Linked DNA regions of Mus musculus: regions 1 and 3 are each linked to region 2. Evidence: chromatin loops called from intact Hi-C (ENCODE). Cell type or tissue: gastrocnemius. All regions are shown on one strand.

Region 1 (8,000 bases), 320 kb before region 2:
AGACTGTGGGTCCAGCTAGGCTCTCCTGCTGGTTTCTCAGTTACAAGAATGTAGACTGGAAGGTTTATATTGTCTAAAGAGAAAGCAGTGTGCATTGACTATAGACTTGAGGAGTAAGCCATTCTAAAAACTTCCACAAATAGCCTGGTAGCCGGAAAGCCCAAGGAAGAGTTAGTTATATAATCTGCATTTGGAGACCCAGGAAAGACTGAGTCTCTTCATTTCATTCAAAGCTCCTCTCAGGAAAAGCTTCGGCAAACACTTTTTCTATACACGTGCTGGTGAAACGGTTGCCTTACTGGGCCTGGAGAGATGGCTCAACACTTGAGAGCACCGCTGCTCTCCCAGAGGACCCACACGGTGCTCACAGCCACAGACAGTGCTCTAACACGGTAAGCATCCATCCACACAGACAAGGTATCCATACACATAACTGGTGTTTTAAGCTCTTGTTATAGCTTATCCAGGACAGTGGAAGAGGAGGGCTGGAGGCAGTGAGCCCTTCCCAGCCCTGATGGGTGAGATTTCAGCCTCTGAATTCCTGGTGCCACAGAAGCATAAGCAGGAAGTCACCAAGGACAGAGCACAGCGCCTTAAATACTTCTCAGCCACTTTCCTCTGTTTATTCATTTGCTTCGAGTAGATGTTTACAAATCCCAATTCCACTCCCTCCTTCTGTGGGTGAGACTGAGCCTGCCCTTAGCAGGATGCCTTACTCTGCCCTAGAACTGATTCTTGAGGTCAGAAGCCCAGGGAAGGGTGCTCGCTCACCCAGTGCCATCATATTTTACGGTGTTCTGGTAGAGGAGCCACGCTGGCTCTACACTGAGACCTGGCATCCATCAACTGAGGTTGTAGAGAGGAGGTGAAATGTTGAGACTTTGGCCCTGGGCCATACCACCAACACAGTTGATCAAAAGGTCGATAATTACACTTACTGAAGGCTCGCACCAGATACCTGGCTCCTTTGTCAACTTCTCAATTAGACAAAGTCCAGACCAGTATCTGCTGTGGCTCAGCTCCCCAAATCTCTTCCCAACAATGATGAAACATCTCCTCCTCTGTTTGGAGGAAGCCATGGCCCTTCTGTTATCTGCTAGCATGCTCTCCCTGAAGCCTCACTTTAACAGCCTGTTCACCAGTTTCCAATTGGTGCAATGTCACGTGTGCAGCACTGTGAACACCGTGTCATGTGTGCAGCAGTGTGAACACAGTGTCACGTGTGCAGCAGTGTGAACAGTGTCACATGTGCAGCAGTATGAACATAAAATGCCCTCGAGGATCGCATACTGAGGGTTTGATCCAAAGATAATGGCAAGATTCTGGAACTTCTGGAACTTTTAAGAGACAAAGCCTAGTTTAGAGTCAGTCAGTCACGGGAGGGATATGGGGGAGAGTAAGGCTGTCCTTTCTCTCTCCCTTTCTTTTCCCACCCTACATCTCCTTGCTGACCACTCTAAGTGCCGCATCTGTCACACCATGATGCTCTGTGGCACCACGGTGGAGATGACGGATCCAGCTGGCCATGGTCTGAGACCTCCATCCCTTGAGACGAAGCTCACATTCCTCCTTTTAAGTTGCTCTCTCAGGTGTCTGTCCCAGTACGCTAAAGTCTGGCCAATTCAGGGTCTAAGAACTGTCAAATCCATCAGGCAGTGTCCCAGCTTGCAGACCTTCTATGTTTGATAAGAATTAAAGGGGCCCAGTCATGTTTACCCAGAGCCACAATGATATCCTAGCGGAAAGCCCAGCCATCACCGACCATTCTAAAGCACAGGTCCCAGCCATGACAGGAAGCAGGCATGGCCACAAAGGCCGACTGACCAAGGGTGGACATGAAGTTGGTGGCTAAGAGGTATCAGAACTCTGTGTTCTACATGATTATGGCCTTGGCCCCATGGACGCAGGGCTGGGGGGGAGGAGGGCGATGGATGAAAGCCAAGGTGAGAGTTTTATAAACCACCCACCCTCAGCAAGGACTATTAGCACTTCTTCTCCAACCACGTCACACCCACAGCGTGTTCTGCCAGCAGTGGGCAATGCTGGAGGCTTTTACACTTTAACTGGTCAACAGGAGAGAGAATGTAAGGCCACAAGGACATGGGAAAGACCAGGGAGACCCCTTCCAAGTCTGGCTGCCGTCACCCCTCAAAGAGAAGAAAGATGATCTGCTAGATAGCACAGTGACCAGTGAGTCTCCTCAGCTATAGACCTAACAATGGGAAGGGGGAGCCAGATCTTCACCCGGCACGTGCTGTTCAAGCTCAGCAAACCACAAATGCTGTGGCCTTTAACACCAAGGCTGCTCTCCTGGGCCATCTTCTGCTACAAAGCCACCCCAGGAACAAGCAGCCCTGCTAAGGACTAAGGCTTCATTCAGAGATGGTTGACTGTCTCTCCCTATATGTCAGGCAGGAACATTCTAGAAACTTCCACTGCAGTTAGGGTTTTAGAGCGTGTCATGTGCATTAAAGTCTTCCGTTCGGTTTAAATACTTACATCATTTTCTAAAAAATTAAACATGCTCCTTTCGGCCAACTCCTTTGACTCTTCAAACTTCTCTACTGCTTGTCTGATTTCTTCCTCGGGGATCTTACCTACCCGCCGCTTTTTATAATCATAATCCAGGCGACGGCCTTCCAGCTTTCTCAGGTGGTGCTGAAACGAGAAAGGAAGTCCTCACTCACTAAGTGCTGAGGCTCACACTGTGGCGTGACTCATGCCCGCCATGATGAGGCTCACCGAGGATGGAAGAGGTGTGACTCATGCTGTGGTGTGACTCACACACTGATGAGACTCACACCACAGTATGTGCTTAAGTGCACACACTCTCTTTCTTATGGCTATGTTCCTTGTTCTGGGCCTAGTCCTGCCCGCTGCTGTTTGAGAGCGTGAGAGCTGCGTGCATACGCAGGTGTTTTGGTCTGAGCCGCGCCCATCCTCTCTCCTTTACCTTCCCCCTCCCCCCACCACCAGCATCAATTCCCTTCCCAACTTCACGTGCTCTTGTAAATCCATGGAGGCCACATAGTCAGTTGTGCAAGGACACAGAGCCACCTGCTGGAGAACTCCTCAAGAAAACTGACCCCTCCATCCCCTAGAGGGAGTCCAGTCCTAAGCTATGGGGTGGGATGCTGTGAGCCTCGGCCCCACCCACTCTTCAGGTAGAAACCAGTTACATCCTCTGCTCTGCACCCTCTGTCTCTTGCTGAAGGCCACCCACCCTGCCTAGCATTCGAAACATTTACAGAAGGACACATGATGGGCGAGGGGTGGGCAGCAGGTGAGAATGAGAGTCTGTGTGGAGAATAAGGAAGGATGCAGTGTCCTCGCTCAGGTAACCCTTCCTGTCTCCACAGGACTCCCTTCCCCAGTTCTGTTAACATACACAATGTCTAACCACCCTAACTCTACAAAAAATAAGAATATTTCCATTGCCAATTCCTCCAAAAACGATGATGATGACGATGATGATGTAGCGTGTCAAGGGATTCTCGACAGGTTTGAATACCACAGGGAGAGATCAACACAAGCAGGAAGACTGGACATGGGGGAAGGAAGATGGGTCTTGGTGGGGTGAGAGGGATGGACCTGGGCCCAGTGTGGAGTGGGCATGCTTTTCCTGGGATGGAAGGAAGGGGTGACAGGTGAGGGGATCCAGAGTTGTCCAAATAAGGAGGGGGACCAAAACAGCAGCTTTCATTTCTCATCCAGCCTTCCCGGGTCCTTCTCTGATGCCTTCTGCTTTTAGAATAAACTCTAAATGCAGGTAAAGGCATCTGGAGTTCTCCAGGACTCCCAGGCTTCTCTCCCTCCATAGCTACCTGGTCTTCCCCTGTGCCCTGGGTTCCTAGACATCCTAACCCTGGCCCTTCAGCAAGATGTGCTGCCTATTTACCCAGCCCAGTCATCCTGGACAGCTCCTCGGTGGCCTTTCCTCATCCAGCTATGCGGAGGATGGTGCCCCTCCTCAGGCGTCCCTGCTCTTCTCTCCAGCATTGGTAACTGCTGTTTTCCTACCTCACGTCTATATGCTTCATCTGTTTGTTGCAGGAACACGCCACATAGCCCAAGTTCTCCTTAACTCATGATCTCGGTGGCTACACTCTTAAAACTGTCTGGGTCTGGAAAGATGGCGACAAGACTCAAATGAGTCTGCAGCTGAAGGGAGATGTCAATCAAGTTTGAAGGCAGTGAGCTATTCTCTACAACACCACAAGAGGGCGCCTGGACCTTCAGCGCCGAAGTCTGGCAGTCTGCATTGCTTGGAGCTGGCTTGGAGCTGGCTTGCACATCTGCAAAAGCAGCCGAGCTGAACGAGACCTGGAAGTTCCCACAGACACCCTGGACAAAACAATTTCTTGCAGGTTTCCAGGATAAAACTGCCAGTTTCTAGACAATGATTTTCTCGAGAAAGAATGAAACAGAATGACCACAAGCACACAACCGATACAGTGTGATATTAGCAATCAAATCTACACCCCAAAGTATGATGTCGTTGTGTTATATGAGAAGTGGCTGCAGAAATATGATATTCAGCCTGGCTCGCAGATGACTCAGTGAGACGAAGAACAGGACAGTGACAGCGGAGCCTGCACCTCCACCCAGTCTGTCTGCCAGGAGAAACGGATCCCGGTACTCTCTCAGGAACCCATATAATATAGTAATCGAGTGCAGTTTTCAACCCTCAGATAAGACTGTGTGGTTGCCGAGCCCACGCAGAAACCTTGGTTTTAAGTCGTGGTATCATGATGAGCAGCAGCTGGCACAGGACAGCCAGGAAGACTCACCCCGATCTCCTTTAAATCTTTGTCTTGCAGTAGCTGCAGTGGGTCAATAAAAGTTTGCTTCACATTAATATCCAGAGAGTCTTTCACCTCAGCCATGAGTTTCAGGGCCTCACCAACATCTACCAACGAGTTGCCTTGAACAGAAGAACACAATGATTCCTTCAGAATGACAGTCTAGGTTGGGGTGACACGGACTGTGGTACAGTGAGGCTTCACTCTGAGGCCTCTGCTTCCTGACTCAGAACGAATGGGAAAAGAAGAAAATCTACCCATTTCCTGCATGTGTACCTGTGGCCTGCCCTCTCCCCTGTCCTTAAGAGTGAGTTCGAGGCCAGCCTGGTCTACAAAGTGAGTTCCAGGATAGCCAGGGCTATACAGAGAAACCCTGTCTCGACAAACCAAGAAAGAAAGAAAGAAAGAAAGAGAGAGAGAGAGAGAGAGAGAGAGAGAGAGAGAGAGAGAGAGAGAGAGAGAGAGAGAGAGAGAGAGAAAGAAAGAAAGAAAGAAAGAAAGAAAGAAAGAAAGAAAGAAAGAGGGAAAGGGAAAAGGAAAGGGAAAGGGAAAGGGAAGGGGAAAGGGAAAGGAAAGGAAGAGAGAGGGAGGGAGGGAGGGAGGGAGGGAGGGAGGGAGGGAGGGAGGGAGGGAGGGAGGGAAAGAAAGAAAGAAAGAAAGAAAGAAAGAAAGAGGGAAAGGGAAAGGGAAAGGAAAGGAAGGGAGAGAGGGAGGGAGGGAGGGAGGGAAAGAAAGGAAGGAAGGAAGGAAGGAAGGAAGGAAGGAAGGAAGAAAGAAAGAAAGAAAGAAAGAAAGAAAGAAAGAAAGAAAGAAAGAAAGAAAGAAAGAAAGAAAGAGAGTTGGAGGGTCAAAGCACTTCCCACGTTGGCCATTAGATGGAGACAAAGTTCTTCTGTGGAAAATCAGGTCTGAAAACTGGCACCAAGGGCTCCTTACAAGATCAGAGATAAAACATCTTTGTAACAATGAAGGGATGGATTCGTTTGTGGGGATCTGTGTTAACCAATTCAGATTACAATGGAAAGAAGGCCTCCCTCAGCTTGCCGTGGGGGCGATAGGAAGCCATTCATTGCACGAGGTCCTAAAGTTCTGGAACCTCCCTGGGGTCTTGGGTATCAGGGATGCCCTGTGGACAGGTGGGGTGGTAAGGGATGGTTCTGGGATGTGGACATCTTTAGTGACTTATACCCTAGTATCTTGAGTGTAACTTGCAAGGCCTTTGCCACCCAGTGTCTGTTGCCATGCACAGTGAGGTTGTGGCACCTCTGAAAGACACACCTGGGGACACTGCATGAAATTCAACTATTTTATTTTATTTGAGATCTTCCAAATTGATTTTGTAAAAACATGGGGATGAGATGCACTCAGTTCCTCAGATTAGAAACCTGAGGGGCCCAGCCTGAGGCTGACTTTCGAGTAAGTCAATGGCATGAGCAGTTCACTCATGTCTAAAACAGGGAAAGCAATGACGGCCTCACCTCATTCTTAAAGGAAGTAAATTCACAGCTGTTTCCTTGCCAATTAGAAGTGGAAACCATCTCTGGAAGTTAGGGTTGGCCAGGAAGCCAGTCCAACCCTCGCAATGTCACTTCTCCTAGGAGGAGAGGTTTTCTAAACTGAGCTGGCTAGAATTTGATTCTGAGTTGTTCCTACATGGAGGAAGGATGTCTTTTCCTAGCTTAGGGACTACTTCCTACCCAGTTGTCTGACCCTGGCACTCCTTGTTGCCAGCACCCAGGTATCCTAATATCGTCCCATTGAGTTGTGGCAGAAACTCTGGAAATATGCCCTGGGGGAACTGTGGAGATGTCCGTCAGTAAAGCACTTGCCATGCACACGTGAGGACCCAAGTTTGACCTCTCCAACCCATGTAATAATATAAAGAGCCAGGCTTGGTGGGGCACAGCTGTAATCCCAGCCAGCGCTGGGGAAATGGAGTAAACAAAACTTCTGAGGCTGGCTGGTCAGCCACACCACGCTAGCAGAACCAACAGCTCCAAGGTCAGTCAGAGACCAGGTCCCAAAATAGAAGGTGGCAAAAGATAGGTGAAGACCTCTAGACTTTACACATGCACAGCCACCCTTATACACACATACACACGTGCACATACACGCACACGCACAGTTAAATTAAAAATAAAAAGGCCCTCTCCTGTCTGCAGGCTTTTCAGAGCTTGGGAATGTGAAGGCAAGCAAAGAAGTGTGTGTGCAGTGTTCAAGATCAGCCTGGTCTACATAGGGAGCTGCAGACCAGCCAAGGGTGCATGGTGAGACCCTGTCTCTAAACAAAACAAAGCCAGCCTGTCTGGGTGGATGGATGGATGGATGGATGGATGAATGGATGGATGGATGGAGAAAATGTGGTGCACACACAATGTAATTTTATTCAGCTATAAAGGAAAATGAAATCTGCAGAAAATTGGCAGTGCTGGAAAACATTATATTTGGGGAAATCAGATTCAGAAAGACAAATGTGCAAACCCTAAATTTTCATGGTGTGTGTGTGTGTGTGTTATGTGTATGTAGCAAGAGATGGAAATGGGTTTAGGTAATAAAACTGTAAGAGGACAAAGAGATCTCAAACGGGGAGGTTGACGACAGTAACTGCAGGAGAGCAGCGGGATGGGAGATGACCAAGAGAGGGGTGGGGGTGGGGAAGCGGAAGGGAGGGTTCCAAAGACTTACACACATCGTGTAGTCTGGTGGGGGGAAAAGAACTCATGGAAGTGAACTCTGAAGAGGAGAACTAGGAGACACGTACACATGCATACCTGTACACATGCATACCTGTGTATACACTGTGTTGTCATCTTTAGAGACACGTGGGAATAAACGAGAGATGCTAAGTGTATGTCAGGGTTTGACTGAGCCTACCCATGGAGATGGAACAATTACTGATGCTAAAGTTTTTCTTTATTTACCTATGTTTCCTGAAACTCCTGCAGTGAATATTACTACTCTGGGAATATGTAAAACTATGAAAATGCAGAGGCACGGGCTCTGTGTATCACCGACGTCCCACCCAGGAGGTGTCCCCACTCTGCCAGCCGGGACAGGGATACCCACCAAAAGCAGAGTCTTCTCCGAGCTCCTTGCCATACTTCAGCATGCAGTCCCCCAGCAAGCCTTCCGTCTGTGGGTAGCCAGTGGCCTTCACCTGCCCTCGGAGCTTCGACACAGTGTTCAGCATTCCTAGCT
Region 2 (8,000 bases):
GGGGGTGAACCGGGCAGTGGTGGCGCACGCCTTTAATTCCAGCACTTGGGAGGCAGAGGCAGGCGGATTTCTGAGTTCGAGGCCAGTCTGGTCTACAGAGTGAATTCCAGGACAGCTAGGGCTATACAGAGAAACCCTGTCTCAAACAACCAAAATAGGCTGCCTATCACAGTCCCACATCCTGTGGTGCTACACACAATCTAGCGCTTCTTTTCCTCACTCCAAGAAGGCAGCAGTCAACAAATTCCAACACAACTACCTTCCTCCTACACTTCTTCATGCCCAGAATGAATTTTTGTTTATCAAGATTGATGGTTCTCAACCCTTGGGGGAGGGACCACCTAAGACCATTGGAAAACAGATATTTGTATTATAATTCATAACAGTAAAATTACAGTTATGAAGTAGCATGAAAACAGTTTTATGGTTGTGGGGTCACCAGAATGTGAGGAATTGTATTAAGGGGTTGCAGCATCAGGAAAGTTGAGAACCACTGATAAAGACAATGCTTTCCTCTTTTTGTCCAAGACTGTTTCAGTACACTACTTCTGTTTGCTCTCAAATTCTCACATCTGGCCTTCACATAGCAATTGCAGGAAGTTCCGCCATTGCACACATTTGACTGCATCCCAACCTCTAGCTGCATCCCACCGCCCTCATGTAGAATCCAGCAAGACCAAGCCTGTCACATATGATTGCAACCATGCTCCATAGCCTGATCTCTACAGTTGTCCCTCTCTCTGGGCTCAGCCTCTTGTGACCCTGCATATGACAGCTACTCTACAGAAAGCGCCTTTCCAACTCCGGCCCACTAGTCCATGGTCTTCCTTTGAGATTCAGCTCAGCAATCATGGTTTGTAGGAAGCCTCTTTTGACTCCTACTGTTTTCTACGGCAGGGTTGAGCACCACATACTCAGGGTCGGCTCTCAGATTTCCTTACCAGGGGTCCTCTTGTCAGTATTCACAGATCTCAGTATTCACAGATCTCAGTATTCACAGACCATGACGGTGACCTCCAGGTTGGTGTCCATCAACAGAGAGAGGCTGAGAGCCCAAGAACTGCTAAATACACAGTATCAAGTCCACTAAGCACTTAGTCCCTGCCCTTAGGAAATTTGGAGTATATCAAGAAAGGGGAGGATTGGGAGGAGGGGAAGGAGGGTGAGTGAGGATGTAAAGTATGAGAGAAGGAAAGAAAGGTTGTAAGCCAAAAATTAAAACAAGAAAGTAATACAAACTAAACTGTTAGAAGACAATTCTGTTTTGTGTTTTATTTGCTATGATCCCTCTCATAGATACCCATTTGTAAGTAACTGAGGGCTAGGGTCAGGACACCTCCCAGGACTTTTCTTCTTTAAGACAAGGTTAAAAGCTCATAATGTTTGTGTTGATTTGAATGAGAATGGCCTTCGTGGGCTCATGTGTTTGAATACTTGGCCCCCAAATGGTGAAATGTTTGGGAAGGATTAGGAGGTGTGGTCTTGTTGGAGGAGGTGGCGGGGGGGGGGGGGCTTTGAGGTTGCAAAAGATAACATTTTGAGTTAGCTGTCCACTTTCTACTTAAGGATCAAGACATGAGCTCTCAGCTGTTCCTGTGGCCTAAGCCTCGGAAACCCTAAGTGGAATTAAAAGCTTTCTTTTGTATTACCTTGGTCATGGTATTTTGTCACAGCAATGAGAAAGTAACTGAGATACTGCTTTCTCAGAGAATCCAAGTTCATTCCCAGCACCTATGTCTGGCAGCTCACAAGTCCGTGTAATTCTAATCCTGGTGGATCCTATGCCCTCCTCTGGCTTCCAAGAGCATGTGCGCATGCACAGACCCACAGAAACACAGAGATTTTTTCTAAAAAGACGAGCTACATAAATGGCTACATACATGCATGTATCCTAAGTGTCAATTGCTTATAGTGGCAAGCCGTCCTTCCATTTATACTCATATTAAATAACTGAGTCTCCACCACACACATGAAGAAAATTTGTCTCAGCAATGATTCTCTCCATTAGCCTCTAAATGTCAGAAAAGCACAAACCTCATTCTTAAGACAAATTTTCAAATAATAAGTTACAGCTCCCGGGAGAAAACCTGCATCATTGCTCTTCATCACAGGGTCTGATCGCACACACTTCAGTCAAACTCCAAAAGCATCTCACTCCCTGTTCTGGTCAGGTGTTCAAAATCAGAGGAGTACAGCTATGTCGTGTTGTCTGTGTTAGGGTATTTCCCCTGACTAAGCTAATAGACGATGTACATTGTCCCTGGTTTCTTAAAACCTTTTTTAGGAACACTTACAGAACACTGCGGTTGGCTTTGTTGTTTGTTGTGTGCATTTTCCTTTGAGATAAAATCTGTGTAGCATAAAACTTACCACTTTAAAGTGTTCTCTTCGATGATTTTCATAGTGCTGTACCACTCTATCTTCCAAATGTTCCAAATGTTCCAAAACGTTTCATCATCCTCAAATAAAACTGTGTCCGCTAAACACTCACTTTTTGGAAATTCCCAGCTCCTACCAGCCCCTAGCAACCACTGATCTACTTCCTGTATCTATGGATTCACCCATTCTTAATACCTCATGGAGATAGATTCATACCATTTGAGGCCTTTTGAAACTTGTTTCCTTCCTGTGTTTAAGGTTCATCCATGTTGTAACGTGTCATTTCTTGATATCACCAGACACTATTCCATTGCATCCACAGAACTCATCTGTTAATTGCATTGATCCACTCATTGGCTAACGGGTATCTTTTGACCCGCTTTACAGCTATTTTAACTGTGAATATTTGTGTACAAGTTTTTGTGTAAATTCATGTTTTTTTTTTATTCTCTTGGGTGTTTACCTATGAGTAGAATTACTGATCATATGTTAACTATATGTTTGAGAACTTGCTAGACTGTTTGAAGGCCCCTGATTCCTAAATGAAGCTTTATACTGGAATCCCCCGTGCAGCTTTTTAAAAGACCAGTTACCCGGTCCGGCCTTCAAAAGTTGTGATGCAGCCTGCCTGGTCATTCTGTGGCCTAGGTGCAAAGCCAGGAAACTCCCCAGCTGATTGTCCCATCCTGGCTCAACAGTTTCTGCTGTAGGCCTGAGAGACCCGGAGATTGTGTCATTAGTCAATAACTCCTGCACTTAACCCCCAAGACAGGAGTTTCAACCCAGTTTGAGCATGTGTTCTGATACACTTGTTTTTCCAGGAATTGTTAAGTGGCTACTTAAGGACACTTCAGAGAAAGGATTCCTACCTGATGCTTTTACACTAGAAATCTGTGTCGTTGGTAAGTTGTGCTTTGAGCCTATTTTGGTACATAGTGGTACAAATTGTACGTGGTGGTACATTTCATAAAGACATTTTCAAATGCATGTCATCTACTTTGGCTGAATTCACCCTCGGTGCCTTCCTCTTTCTTCCTTCTTACTAGGGTCTTTCCTTCCCCCCAATCTCACTTCTAATTTCTTACATGTATGTAAAATATTATTTGATATTTCTACTTTCATGTTTATATATGTAAAGAGTGTGTGTGTGTATGTCTAGATGTCTGTGAGTGTGTATGTTTATGCATCTATATAAAATCTAGGATTCACAAGTGAGAGAAAACATGTAAAATCTGCCTCTATAAGTCTAAGTGTGAATTTTCTCTAATCATAATCATAGTACTTTATCTTTACAGAAGGGCTGGAATACCGAGGTCAAGGGGAAAAGTTATAAAGATACACTGTGGCTTTCCAATCAAAGCTGCTGGCTATTTAGATTATTAGGGAGGAGTGCCCTCTGCCGGAATTTATGGGTTATTGCAATAGGCACTGTGTGCTACTCTGGAGTCCTCCGGATTTAGGAATGTAATTGGAAAGTTTCCTGAGTCTGCCATCCTTGCCCTCCAGTTCTAAGCACAGCTGAGAAAGGACCTGTTCCCTGCACAGTCCCTCTCACAGGAGTTAAGTGCCTTAGATAGAACTTTAATCCAGTGTTCCAGACAACACAGCTTTGTCATTTCCTTGGTGAAACAAAAGCAGAATGGGGAAGTCTGTGTTGTCAGGAACCTATCCTGTTTCCTGCCCTGACCCCTGGCATCACCTTCCACCTCAGCACACCTGGCTGTAAGACCTTAAACATCAACTCTGGAGTTCCCATCTCCTTATCTGTGACGTGGTGGCCCCATAGTGCACGTTGAGGTGTTCTGGGGGAACCTCAGAAATGCCTCGCGTGGCATTATTGAAGGACAGCGAAGAGAATGTAGAGAGAAGCTACTGTGCTGGAGCTCACTCTACTTCATGAGATGGACTTTACTCGATTTCCATCCAATTGCGGTTTTAGGGACTCGGGATTTTTCCTTGGGTTGGGGGGGTTGATGGTTTTTTTTGGGGGGGGTTGGTTTTCAGTTACAGTCCCTAGTGTTGAAACAGGTTTTCACGTAGCTCCAATTGTCCTTCAACTCTTGATGCCCCTGCCTCCACCTCCAAATGCTGGACTTAGAGATGTGTGACATTATAGTCTCCAAGGTTGGTCCTTTTAGGGGTCGTTGTTCTTTGTTTGTGTTCCATGTCTGTTGCGAGAATTCCTTCCATGGGGAGATGTGAACAGTGTCCACCCACTCCTCATAAGGTCCCAGCAACAAACCAAAATATGAATCCACCAAAGTTTACCTGGGGGACTGATGGGCTTATCGGGCTTAGCAACAGCATGTGAATAAAGAGTGTGGGTTACCCTCAAACAGTGGCACTGCAAAGTCCTCAGCAGCATTGATGCTGGCATCTCCTGGTCCCAAGGAAAGAGAATCCTTTCACTTCCCAGTTTATCACCTCCTAAGACTTGAAGTCTCTGAGGCTACAGGCAATGAAGGTAAATTTGAATACAAATGGCTAGGAAGACCCGCTAGAGCCACTGTGGGCACCAGAGGACCTGACAGGACCTCTGTCTTGTCAATGATCATAAGGCAGGCCCTCAGGACCTCTTGCAAGCAGGCACAACTGGTTTGGTGAAAGTGGCAGCTGTTTTGCTCAAAGGGCCACATTCTAGAACACATAACTGCACAGGTACGGTCTACTGTACACTAATTCAATACGGGTGTGTGCCATGCAATGACCTCACCAAGCATTGCCCCTCCTCGGGCATCAATTATCCTTGTGCGGGTGACCTTTGAACTTCCAGTTATCTTGTCATGTATCATAGATTATTCTAGACCATAGTTACTCTACTCCTACCTAACCTCCTACCTTCCCATCTTCCCCTCCCACCTGTTTTTATTCATAGATGCTTTTCAACTTAAGGATTCAGCCATCTTCTTCTAAATCTGCCAGGCTACCGAACTGCACAGGTCTGTCCCACCTTAACTCAACACCCACGTTAGCCTAGCGATACAAAGTCATGCCACACCTTTCCAATATAAAGTGTTGACTGTCTCACTGTATGGGTTCACTTTTGCACCATCATAAAAGGCACAGATCACTAACTATTGTATGGATTGATCCTAAAAAAGGAAAGACTTTTCTCTCCAAAACCATCCAGAAGATGACCTCTAAAGTCCAGGTTTCTCTGACTCCTGCCCCCTGCTCCCCTCTTCCCTGTTTGTCAAGCTGTGCTGTAGAGAACAGTGAGAGCAAGGGTGACCTAGTTTACAGTGAGCTGCAGTCAGTTGCTCAGTGTACTGATGACACCGGCTAAAATCCGTTTCCTAACAAGCTCTATAACTTGTCATACACCGAGGTTCACTCTGCATCTTCTATGAAGAGATTGGTTCAGCCAAATGCAACCTCGTTGGAGCTGGTCAGGAAGACCTGTGACTATACCTTGTTCAGGGGAAGCTGACGCAATCCTTTGAAAATCATTTCTAAAGTTTCACGTGTAAAATGTGACACCTCCCCTATCCCAGGAATGGGGAGGAGGCTCAGTAGACATTCACATTTAAAATAGAAGAGCCCAGGAACAGAGAGGTGGTTCAGAGGATACAGTGCTTGTCATACAAGCATAAAACTAGAGTTCAAATCCCGGCACCCATGTAATGCCGGGTGCGTCTCAGTTCCCACAAGGTGTCAAGAGAGAATAACTCCCTAGAATTGCACACACACACACACACACACACACACACACACACACACACACAAAGAGAGAGAGAGAGAGAGAGAGAGAGAGAGAGAGAGAGAGAGAGAGAGAGAGAGAGAGAGAGAGACCCTGGTCGGATGCTACTCAATGGTAGATAGAGTACCTGCCTAGCATACACAAAGCACTGAGCTCAGGTCCCAGCACCAGAAGAAAGTAAGAGATCTGACACAATGTCCACCCAAATTCTAGACATTGAAGCTGGGCTCCCACTCTGTAACAGTACTTGTGCCTTCCTTCATCAGTGGATTTGCATGCCATGTGTGTAGACGGCTGTTGTTGCTCAGCCTTCCACTGGAGATGCTGCCTATTTTCTTCCTAATGTTAAAATCTGAGAAGTGAAGTCTGCTGGGTTCATACAACGGGTGAGATTTTTAAATTCTCACCGAGTCTGGTAGAATTTTTTGAATCAACAGTAGCTCCTGGGGAAAACCCACTTTTCATATACTTGAGAGGTCCCAGGCTCAGAGCTCAGGAATGAACTAAGCTAACATCACTGTTTCATGATTAATTGTAAACTACCAAATAATTCCTTGGGCTTTTGGAAAGCACCAAATAATTTGCAGGGCACTTCACATGAGCCCCTCCAGGCATGTACTCAAGAATCAACAGATCCAGGACTGTAAACCCAGTCAAAAGCCCATGGCTAGGAAGGTCATAGGCCCTAGTTGGGAACTCATTATTGTTTTTTAGATAAATTGGCATGATACAAAACTACAATCTAAATATCCATGTTTATACTCATAGACAGCCACTCCTCCCATTCTTAATCAGAGAAGCATGCCTTTGCAGTGGATGCAGACTCCCAGCTGCTCGAGATACTTAGCAGACATGATGGTTGAGCACTCAGCCCTAAGCAGGGCATGTATACAGCCTCCTCTGATGTTCAGGGAACACTACAGAAGAGGAAGCAGAAAGAGTGTCAGAGCCAGAAGATAGGGGGAAGAGCTGCAAAATGCTATTTTCAGGACATAACCTAGCCATTGCAGACAGGATTTCACAGCAGCTGGGATTGCTTGCACTGGGTCAGCAACAAGACTGGGGTGCCAGCCTCCCTTGCTCTCGGTTAACTGTGTACCAAACAGTGGCCTGCCCATTCAGCTCCAAAGGGTAGTTATAAACCCAGGGTAAACAGAGGGTGCTAGTTACAAAACAATGTCGTACAAAACAAAAGGTCATGAAGGTGAGGAGACCTGTGGGGTGCGGGGAGTAGAACATCATGGGGGAGATAGTGATGGCAGGGAGAAAGTAAGCAGGATTCACCAAATACATGTATGAAATTGTCAAAGAACATATTTTAAGTTTTTTAAAAATGACTTTCTCCTAGAACTTTATCTTGGGTTATTAATTTGCTATACAAGGCCACGATTATTTCCAGCCTGTACCCCAGTGTAATCTCCACACAGCTTCTTTGGCTGTGATCGGTGAGTTTGGGCACAATGCATACTGTATCAGAGTTGGAAAACCCTACCGTGGAAACTTTTCCTGGGGAAATGTGAACAAATCTCTACTCACCCAGAATAGGGCACCAACTACAGAGCAAATAATAGACCCACCCAAGTCTAGCTGGATGAGCCAATGACTTTATCCGGCTTACGTACAGGTGACCCCCCAAACAGTGATATCCCTACCCAACATGGATGATAACTTCCCCAGACATGGTCTCTCCACCCACTTCATCCAAGCTTCCAAACGCTATATATTCTAGCCCCTCCTGAACCCACATGCCGCAGTGGCAGAATTACAGAGCTGGCAGAGGCATGCAAGGGAGGGTAGCCAGGGTGTTGGTGAGAGTTTAATGACCCCCCCAGCCCCTTCTAAGCAGGGACAGCAACAGCCAAACTTGGGGGCCACTTGTGAGTAGTCACAGCTGCCCTGATGATGGTGATAGCTGCTATCC
Region 3 (8,000 bases), 300 kb before region 2:
TTTGAAGGAATGTGGACTCTGAAACTTTGGATTAGAAAAGATTAACACTTAAGTCAGGGCTTCAGTAGGAACATGAAAGGCAGTGATGCTGAAGGTGACTTGAACTGTGGGGGCCTGGCTCACGAACTTTCATAGGGGAAGGATTTTAGTATGTGGCTTAGAGATCATTATTGTGATAATTTGGCAATAAATGCGGCTGCTTTTGCCCTTGTCCAGAAAGTCTTTCTGAAGCTAAACTGAACAGTTTGGGGTTAATGGCATTGGCAGAGAAGATTTCAAAGCAGTCTAGTATAGACTGTGCTGTGTAGTTATTAATGGTCAGTCATATGCAGATCTACAAAGAAAAGGAGCAAGCCAGTAAGCAGCACTCCTCCATGGCTTCTGTATCCGCTCTGCCTCCAGCGTCCTGCCCTGTTTGAGTTCCTGTCCTGACTTCCTTCTATGATGAAGCCTTCCCTTTCCATTTTGCTTTATGATCGTGGTGTTTCACTGCAGCACTAGTAACCCTATCCTGCTGAGGATAAAGTGAGATTCACACTGTATTAGGATAAAAATATGGACCAAAAACCAAAAATGTAATAACTTATAAAACAGAATGTCTCCAAATGCTGAAGCATCCAAGCTTGACCTGAGATCCCACAGTTAAACTGTGACACACAAAAATGTCATACTACACAGTGACAGATACAGCACATGGAGTTTACAAAAAGTGGCAAACGGGGGAGGGGGAACCACAGAAGGTCAGCATCCACAGAGCTCAGAATTCTCACTATACATAATTTTTTTAAATAAAGTAAAATAATCTGGTAAGATACATTGTGAAAGGAAACTCATGAGGAGGAGAAACAAAGGAAATTCTATGCATGGTACTGAACACATTGGCAAAGATAGGTGCTCAAAGGAAACCTAAACTAACTCGTGAATAAATACAAAGAAACCAAACCAAGTGGCCCTCCTGGAATGGCTGCGGTGTGTGCACACACAGGTGTGTCTGTACTAACAAACTGTTATGCAAACATCTTTGGCAAAACTCAAAAGAAAAAAAAAAAAAAAAACAGAGGCAGGCAGAGGTATGAGCATGTTGGGGAAGGCTGTGTGTTGTGAAGTGTGTTCTCCAGTTGATTAAATATAGGACGTGCAACTAACTCTCCCGGGCCCAGCCCACACAGGGGCTGAGTAGCAGAACAGGGTTCTGAGGATATCATGGGGCTGGAGAGACGGCTCAGTAGTTAAGAACACTGGCTGCTCTTCCAGAGGACCTTGGCTCCATTCCCAGGACCCACATGGCATCTTCCAACCATCCAGAACTCCAGTTCCAGGAGATCTGGTACTTTCTTCTGACTTTCATAGGTACTGGGCACACACAGTACACATGTATGTGTGTGTTGGTTAAAAATGGGGTCCCAGTCAGGCAGTGGTGGCGCACGCCTTTAATCCCAGCACTTGGGAGGCAGAGGCAGGCGGATTTCTGAGTTCGAGGCCAGCCTGGTCTACAAAGTGAGTTCCAGGACAGCCAGGGATATGGAGAGAAACTCTGTCTCGAAAAAACAAAAACAAAAACAAAAACGGGGTCCCGTGTCTGGCTCACCACGGGTCTAGGGCCACTCATGGAGGCTGATGTGGGAAGTTTGACTGTGCCGCGGACCCCATGCAGCTGCAGCCACTGCCGGGTGGGCGTCAGGCTGTGAGAAGCCGCAGGACTCCGCTCTGGGGATGGGGAAGGCGCAGTCTGAGGTCCCAGTGGATCTGCCAGCGTTGGCTCAGGGTCCCCAGGCCCGCATGGAGGCCGAGGATGACAGTTTCGGGCTTTCAAACATCCCAGACACCGCTGTATGCTTCAGAAGAGCTGAGAACAGAGCGGGGCCCACGGGTGGGCTCTGGCCCAGGGTTGAAGGGAAAAGGACAGGGAGGAGAGCTCCGGCTGGGTCCCGCGGGGAGGGGAGTCCTTGTCTTGCTTAGGCTGGTGGCTTGGTGGTGAGCAGCTTGTCTCAGCTGGCTGCCTTGGCTGAGAGGACAGAGAGGCCTCCGGCATGCTCCTTAGAGGGAGACCTGCTCCATTGCTCCAGCACTGCGGATCCCCCTGAGAAGAGGCAGTCCATGGTTTTAAGGTGTTTATTAAAGAAGGGCAGAGAGAGGGAGAGAGTAGAGAAGTAGAGGCCGGCAATGGCCACAAGGAGAGAGGGGAGAAGGGAATGAGGAGAGAGGGGGAGCAAGAGGGCAGGAGAGAAGCAAGCAGGAAGCAGGAGTAAGTGAGGGAGGAGGGGCAAGCAGTTCCTTTTATAGTGGGCCAGGACTACCTGGCTGTGTTGCCAGGTAACTGTGGGGGTGGAGTCCAGTCAGAATGCCAGGAACTTGGGGCATTGCCATACATGACTAATGGCCACACACCTCTCTGCTGTGGGAAGGGGCTGTGGGAAGCTGTAGCTAGGACAGGACCCAGGAGCCCAGGAGCCCAGGAAGCATGGCTGAGAAGTCACCTACAGGGTCACCAGGGTTTAAAGCCTGTGCTTGACCGGGGACCAGGCTGCCTGTGCACAGCTCACTGCCCCACGTGTGTGTGTGTGTGTGTGTGTGTGTGTGTGTGTGTGTGTGTGTGTAAAATACATGTATATATATTTATATGCAGGCAAAATATACAACACACACACACTATAAAACGACCTGTGGCTATGGCTACAGCCCCTTTTTTTCTTTTGCAATGAGCATTTGTGCTTCCTCCCTCCTCCCTCCAGGCCTTTATGATTTTCCACCTTTTCATTAACAAAACAACAAGACCACTTAGCATCTATTTTTTGTTATTATCTTCTGACTTATCAACCTTTTTGCACTGGTTTCTTTTTAGTTGTGTGTATTATATGTCTGTAAGAGGCTGTGCGCACATGACTGCAGATGCCCTCAGAAGCCACAGTCATGGGATCCCCTAGAGCTGGGCTTACAGGAAGGGGTAGCCTGAGCCCTGGGAACTGAACTGCAATCCTCTGCAAGAGCAGTGCTCCATATCAACCGTCAGGTCCTCTCTCCAGTCCCCATACTAAGCTCTACCTTCTATGTGGAGTGACTTAATTGGCTGATGATCCCCCAGCTGTGGACTCTGTGATGTCCTTGCTTTCTATCAACGCTGATTTCCTGCTAACTGCATCTGAGATGTAGCCATAAGTCACAGGTGCGGAAAGCAAAGTTCTGTCACTTGTCATAATACATAATTCTACTTTTTATTAAAATCTCCTTCAAATGAAGAAGTGACTTCACATTTTCAAAGGAGATTTGTTTTTATTTTATATAAATGAGCATTTGCCTGTGTGTTTGCCTGCTACCCTTGGAGGCCAGAAGAGGGCGCCAGATCCCCTGCAACTGAAGACCGTTGTGGGTCACCCTGTTCCTCTGCAAAAGCAACAGTGCTCTTACACGCTGACCCCTCTCTCCTGCCCCAGGTTCACATTTCTGAGGATCCAAACGTGGCGTTGGGAAGCCATCTTCCCTGTGATGATTTCGTTCTATGGCTTTAAGAAACTTTCCCCGTGAGTCCTCTGTAACTGCAACCAAAGAGCCTGGGAAGAGTGACCACTTCCACCCGGGGGGATGCAGGCTCTACTTATACACAGTCAACGGTATGAATGTTTTGCCCAAACCTTCCTTGAGCCTATGAGAACCGTTGGTCCATCTGTTACTACAAGAGAGGGGAGGGTGGGCAGCTTCTCTGACTTCAGTCTCTTCTCAGGCCTCCTCATAGCTTTTACCTCACAAACTTAGAAGCTATGTCTGATTCAGAACTCTGATACTTTTCTTCATCTTCCTATATTTTTTTAAAGTTCTTCGGGGGGTATTTTGAGGAGATAAAGAGGAAATGGATATATGATTAAGATGCATGCATAAAATTTTAAAGATTACATTAACATGACAATTTTTTAAAGGAAACATTTTTCCTTGCAATGCATTTTTGGTACTGTGCTATCCTCTGATGTTAGCATCGCTCCTTTGTTTCTGCTTAGTAAGCATGTTTGTGGGTTATTATTCCCATTGCCCGGTCATTCTCATGTCATCTTTTAGATGACTCTAATTTCTTCCATAAAGTCCTTAAAGTACTTAGTTTTGTAACATATAATCACCTAACAGCAAGCTCCTCTATCCTATACTACAGTATAGATATTATTTTTGTACTTCTGTCACTACCAATGATTTTTGGAGGGAAAAATCTAAACAGGAATAAACAAAAGGAACCTCAGTCCATCAGCTAAAACTTCACCTGCCCCATCAGGAGTGAAGACATTCCTAAGAAACCCCTCCTGTCTGTCCCCCTCCTGTCCGTCCCCCTCCTGTCCACCACCCCATTGGTTATCTGATACTGGACTTTCCCAGGATGCTATGCTATGTGAGAGGATCCGAGGAAGCCCTGGTGCCCAGCAAAGGAGAAAGCGGTTTCATACCATCTGTACTGGCTTGTTTTGTGTGTCAACTTGACACAAGCTGGAGTTATCACAGAAAAAGGAGCCTCCCTTTAGGAAATGCCTCCATGAGATCCATCTGTGGGGCATTTTCTCAATTAATGATCAAGGATGGAAGGGCCCATTGTGGGTGGGACCATCTCTGAGCTGGTAGTCCTGGGTTCTATATGAAAGCAAGCTAAGCAAGACAGCGGAAGCAAGCCAGTAAGTAACATCCCTCCATGCCTCTGCATCAGCTCCTGCTTCCTGACCTGCTTGAGTTCCAGTCCTGACTTCCTTTGGTGTAGAAGTGTAAGCCGAATAAACCCTTTCCTCCCCAACTGCTTCTTGGTCATGATGTTTGTGCAGGAATAGAAACCCTGACTAAGACCCCATCTGACAACTTAAGATCCACCTTTCAGAAGAGATGAAGCAGAGACAGAGGCAAAGTTGGGGCCAGGACCTGAAGCAGCACGGCCTAGATTAATTACCCATGCCTCAGCCACACCCTGACCAGCGCTGCCTCGTTATACACGCCTCAGCCTACTATTGAAATCAGAGCCTCCTTTCACATGGAATGTTCGTGTGTTTCTCTTGGTGCAGACGGGGCTACACTGAATAAGCTGCTCTGCCCAGGTTTGCCCTGCCACCTGCCTCTTTAACGGGCTTGTTGAGAACAAGCAGGTCAGGATACAGGAGCTGATGCAGATGCCATGGATGGGTGTTACTTACTGTCTGAACCCAGCTTGTCAGAGCTGCCAGCGCCCAGACCTTGACTCTAAACCCAATAACATAACTCCAGATGTTTGTTTTTAAGTATAGCATATGAATTGAATAATCTAGTTGGTAAAGAAGCCATATACATCCTATCATTATATATATTAATAAATTTAAAAATCAACTTTAGATATGTCAATGATATTAACATGTTGAAAGGGTTTTCAATGCACAGAATTTCTTTTTTCAAAATCAAACACAAAATAAGCTTCTCTTCTTAGGGTCTTAACACTTCTAGGAAACCGGGCGTGGTGGCGCATGCCTTTAATCCCAGCACTCGGGAGGCAGAGGCAGGCGGATTTCTGAGTTCAAGGCCAGCCTGGTCTACAAAGTGAGTTCCAGGACAGCCAGGGCTACACAGAGAAACCCTGTCTCGAAAAAACAAAACAAAACAAAACAAAAAAAAAACAAAACAAAAAACAAAAAAAAACACCTCTCGGGCACTTCCTGGAGGAAGGCTGGCCAGGTCCTACCTACATTAAAGAGAATGCCCTCCCAACCCACACCCAGAGCGGGCTTTCCCCCAACCTGCACTGCCGGCCACACCCAGGCCCCCAGCTCCGGTCTGAGGAATCTAATCGTTAGGACAAGCTCTGCTCAAAGGGCCCAAGACAAAGGGGAGGAAGCAGAGCAGTGTGGACCCAGCTCCGACTGCACCAGAGCCACTCTCCAGGTAGATGACCAGGGGACAGGACAGGGGACAGAGTCTGCAGTCCATCATTGGAGTGCCAAGCCAGGAACACTCTTCTAAATTATTTCATCTGCATATATGATTCTAGATGCCCCCATGTGAGGCCAGCCGGGCACACATACTTATCTCTGTATCACAGCTGATATGTCGGTTCTAATGGCAGAAAAGTATTTGCTGTGCAGCTGCTGAAACAGATGGGAACAACAGCCTAGATTACCAAATGATAAATCAGTTGTTATAAATCGGAAAAGCCTTGTCACACAAGCCTTGAGACACAGTTGACTCTCTAAGACATATGAGCACCATTTGGCCCTGGAGTTGTTGCCAAGGCCCACATGTTATGCATTCTGACAGCTGGCCACTAGGGGAACCAGTTAGTCACATTCCGTTTCCTTCCTCAACTTGCCCAGACTAGATGTGGTTCAACCTGATCCTGGCTTGGGCTGGGAAGCACTGGGGTCCTGCCTTCCCGACTCTGCACCCCATGCTTGCATTTGAACATTCTGGATTCCCACTCCAGGTCATATTCCCAATAGTAGGCGGTTCTCTCTCGGGCACAGACAGCCCATTTCTAACCCGTCACATGTTCAAAAAGCTTTACCTTTTCCATGTTCAGAAATTCTTCATCTAGCTTCGTTCCTTCGGCACCACTTATTTTTTCACTAAACAGCTGCAAAAACAAACACAAATGCTTTCACTGAACAAAGATTCTCTATATTCCTTTCATTGAAATTAGTGACAAAAATCTTGGCTCTGGCGTTGTTGGATTTTTGGTTTTCTGTACACTGGGGTTTTGCCTGCATATCTATCCCTGGAACATTAGTTACAGACAGTGAGCTGCCATGTGGGTGCTGGGACTCGAACCCAGGCCCTCTGGAAGAGCAGCCAGTAATTTTAAAGGTTCCTGAGTTCGAGCCCTGGAGCCCACGTAGAGGTAGAAGGAGAGAACCAACTCCACAAGGTTGTTCCCAGACTTCTATATGTGCACTGTGGCATGCGTGCGGGTGCATGCACACACACACGCACACCACAACAGCTACTAATGAGAAAAGAAAAGATCATGGAACAATGTACACTTCCCATTTGTCTAAGCTTTATCATGCACCCATCCTCATCAGATGGCACAAAGCAGTTCTAATACACGCAGTGACAAGACAGCTAGGGACACAAGAGTGACAAGAGTTAGCAGCACCCCAACAGCCTGAATGTAAGAGACAGGCGGTAAAAACGGACAAATACTAGGACCAAATGCAAACTATTATCAATTCATCAACTTGACAGACTCTCAGGGCTGCTTAGAAAGTATCTCGTCTGCAGAGCAGGAGGCAGATCATTCAAGACCTGACTCCTAGAATGCGTGGCATTTGAGTTTGTTTTTTAAGGACAGTGACATTTCAGTGTGCAGCACAGCGGGAAAGGTCTTCTGGGATGTGGTGGTGTTTTCAAAAAGGAAAACTGAGAGGAATGGGAAGGGTGGTTTGATACTGAGCACAGTTCCTATCCTTTGTGGCTATCTGTACAATAAGAGAGGCTTAGCAGCATCCCTGCTGTCTACCGCTAAATGATAATAGAAGTCATGTGCTCACTGTGCACACTCATGTGCACACACACAAACACATGCACACATCTGCCACACCACTCTGACCACCAAAAAATGTCCCTAGATAATGAGAGATCAGTGTGCTCACAAAACAGTAAGGAGTTTCACTCCCAAGTGAAGACTGCTCAAGGGGAGGACGGAAGAAGACATTGAAAGGGAGGCAGAGGCCACAGATCGCAGCCTGGCAAGCCAGAGGGCATGGCAGACAGGTCTCTAAAGACCAACACAACCACTTAGAGAAGCCTTTCAGAAAAGTGACTCCGGCCCCAATGGATCTGGCTTCGTGAACAAGGAGAACGGACTGCCATAACAAAGCGTGTTGTCTTTAAAAAGTACTTCACTGTGATTTACTTATGGCTTTAGAGTGTTGACACATGTATAAAGTCGCAGTAAGTAAGTTAAGGGGACTGCAGATCCCTTACATACAGGCACGGTTTCGTCTGACTGCCTGCCCTACTCTCTCTCTCTCTCTCACACACACACACACACACACACACACACACACACACAC

The links. A loop is a pair of places that touch in the nucleus more often than their neighbours do. Peaks named below come from ENCODE experiments on the same cell type or tissue, not always from the same donor. Only the 100,000 strongest peaks of a DNase experiment are listed, where the experiment ranks them.
Region 1: it touches region 2 in a loop (9-fold over the local background); 41 of 42 quality-filtered maps call a loop at or near these places.
Region 3: a loop joins it to region 2, with 9 times the contacts of the local background. A loop is called at or near these places in 40 of 42 quality-filtered maps.

The regions. Positions count from the first base shown.
Region 1 is chr7:82,270,785-82,278,784 of GRCm38, reverse strand. It overlaps Sh3gl3 (SH3-domain GRB2-like 3), which reads right to left. Exons shown (of 9, transcript NM_017400.7): 4 at 7,869-8,000; 5 at 4,791-4,924; 6 at 2,500-2,658. Among named protein-coding and RNA genes, the nearest start is that of Gm32903, 19 kb to the right of the region's middle. In gastrocnemius, CTCF peaks have their summits at 4,212 (motif pointing right) and 5,681 (motif pointing right); DNase peaks (open chromatin) are centred at 4,232 and 5,743; H3K4me3 peaks cover 491 bases; H3K27ac peaks cover 324 bases.
Region 2 is chr7:81,955,689-81,963,688 of GRCm38, reverse strand. No RefSeq gene overlaps it. Among named protein-coding and RNA genes, the nearest start is that of Hdgfl3, 25 kb to the right of the region's middle. In gastrocnemius, a CTCF peak has its summit at 3,786 (motif pointing left); a DNase peak (open chromatin) is centred at 3,787.
Region 3 is chr7:82,258,691-82,266,690 of GRCm38, reverse strand. It overlaps Sh3gl3 (SH3-domain GRB2-like 3), which reads right to left. Exons shown (of 9, transcript NM_017400.7): 2 at 6,491-6,559. Among named protein-coding and RNA genes, the nearest start is that of Gm32903, 6.7 kb to the right of the region's middle. In gastrocnemius, a CTCF peak has its summit at 6,245; DNase peaks (open chromatin) are centred at 3,345 and 6,253.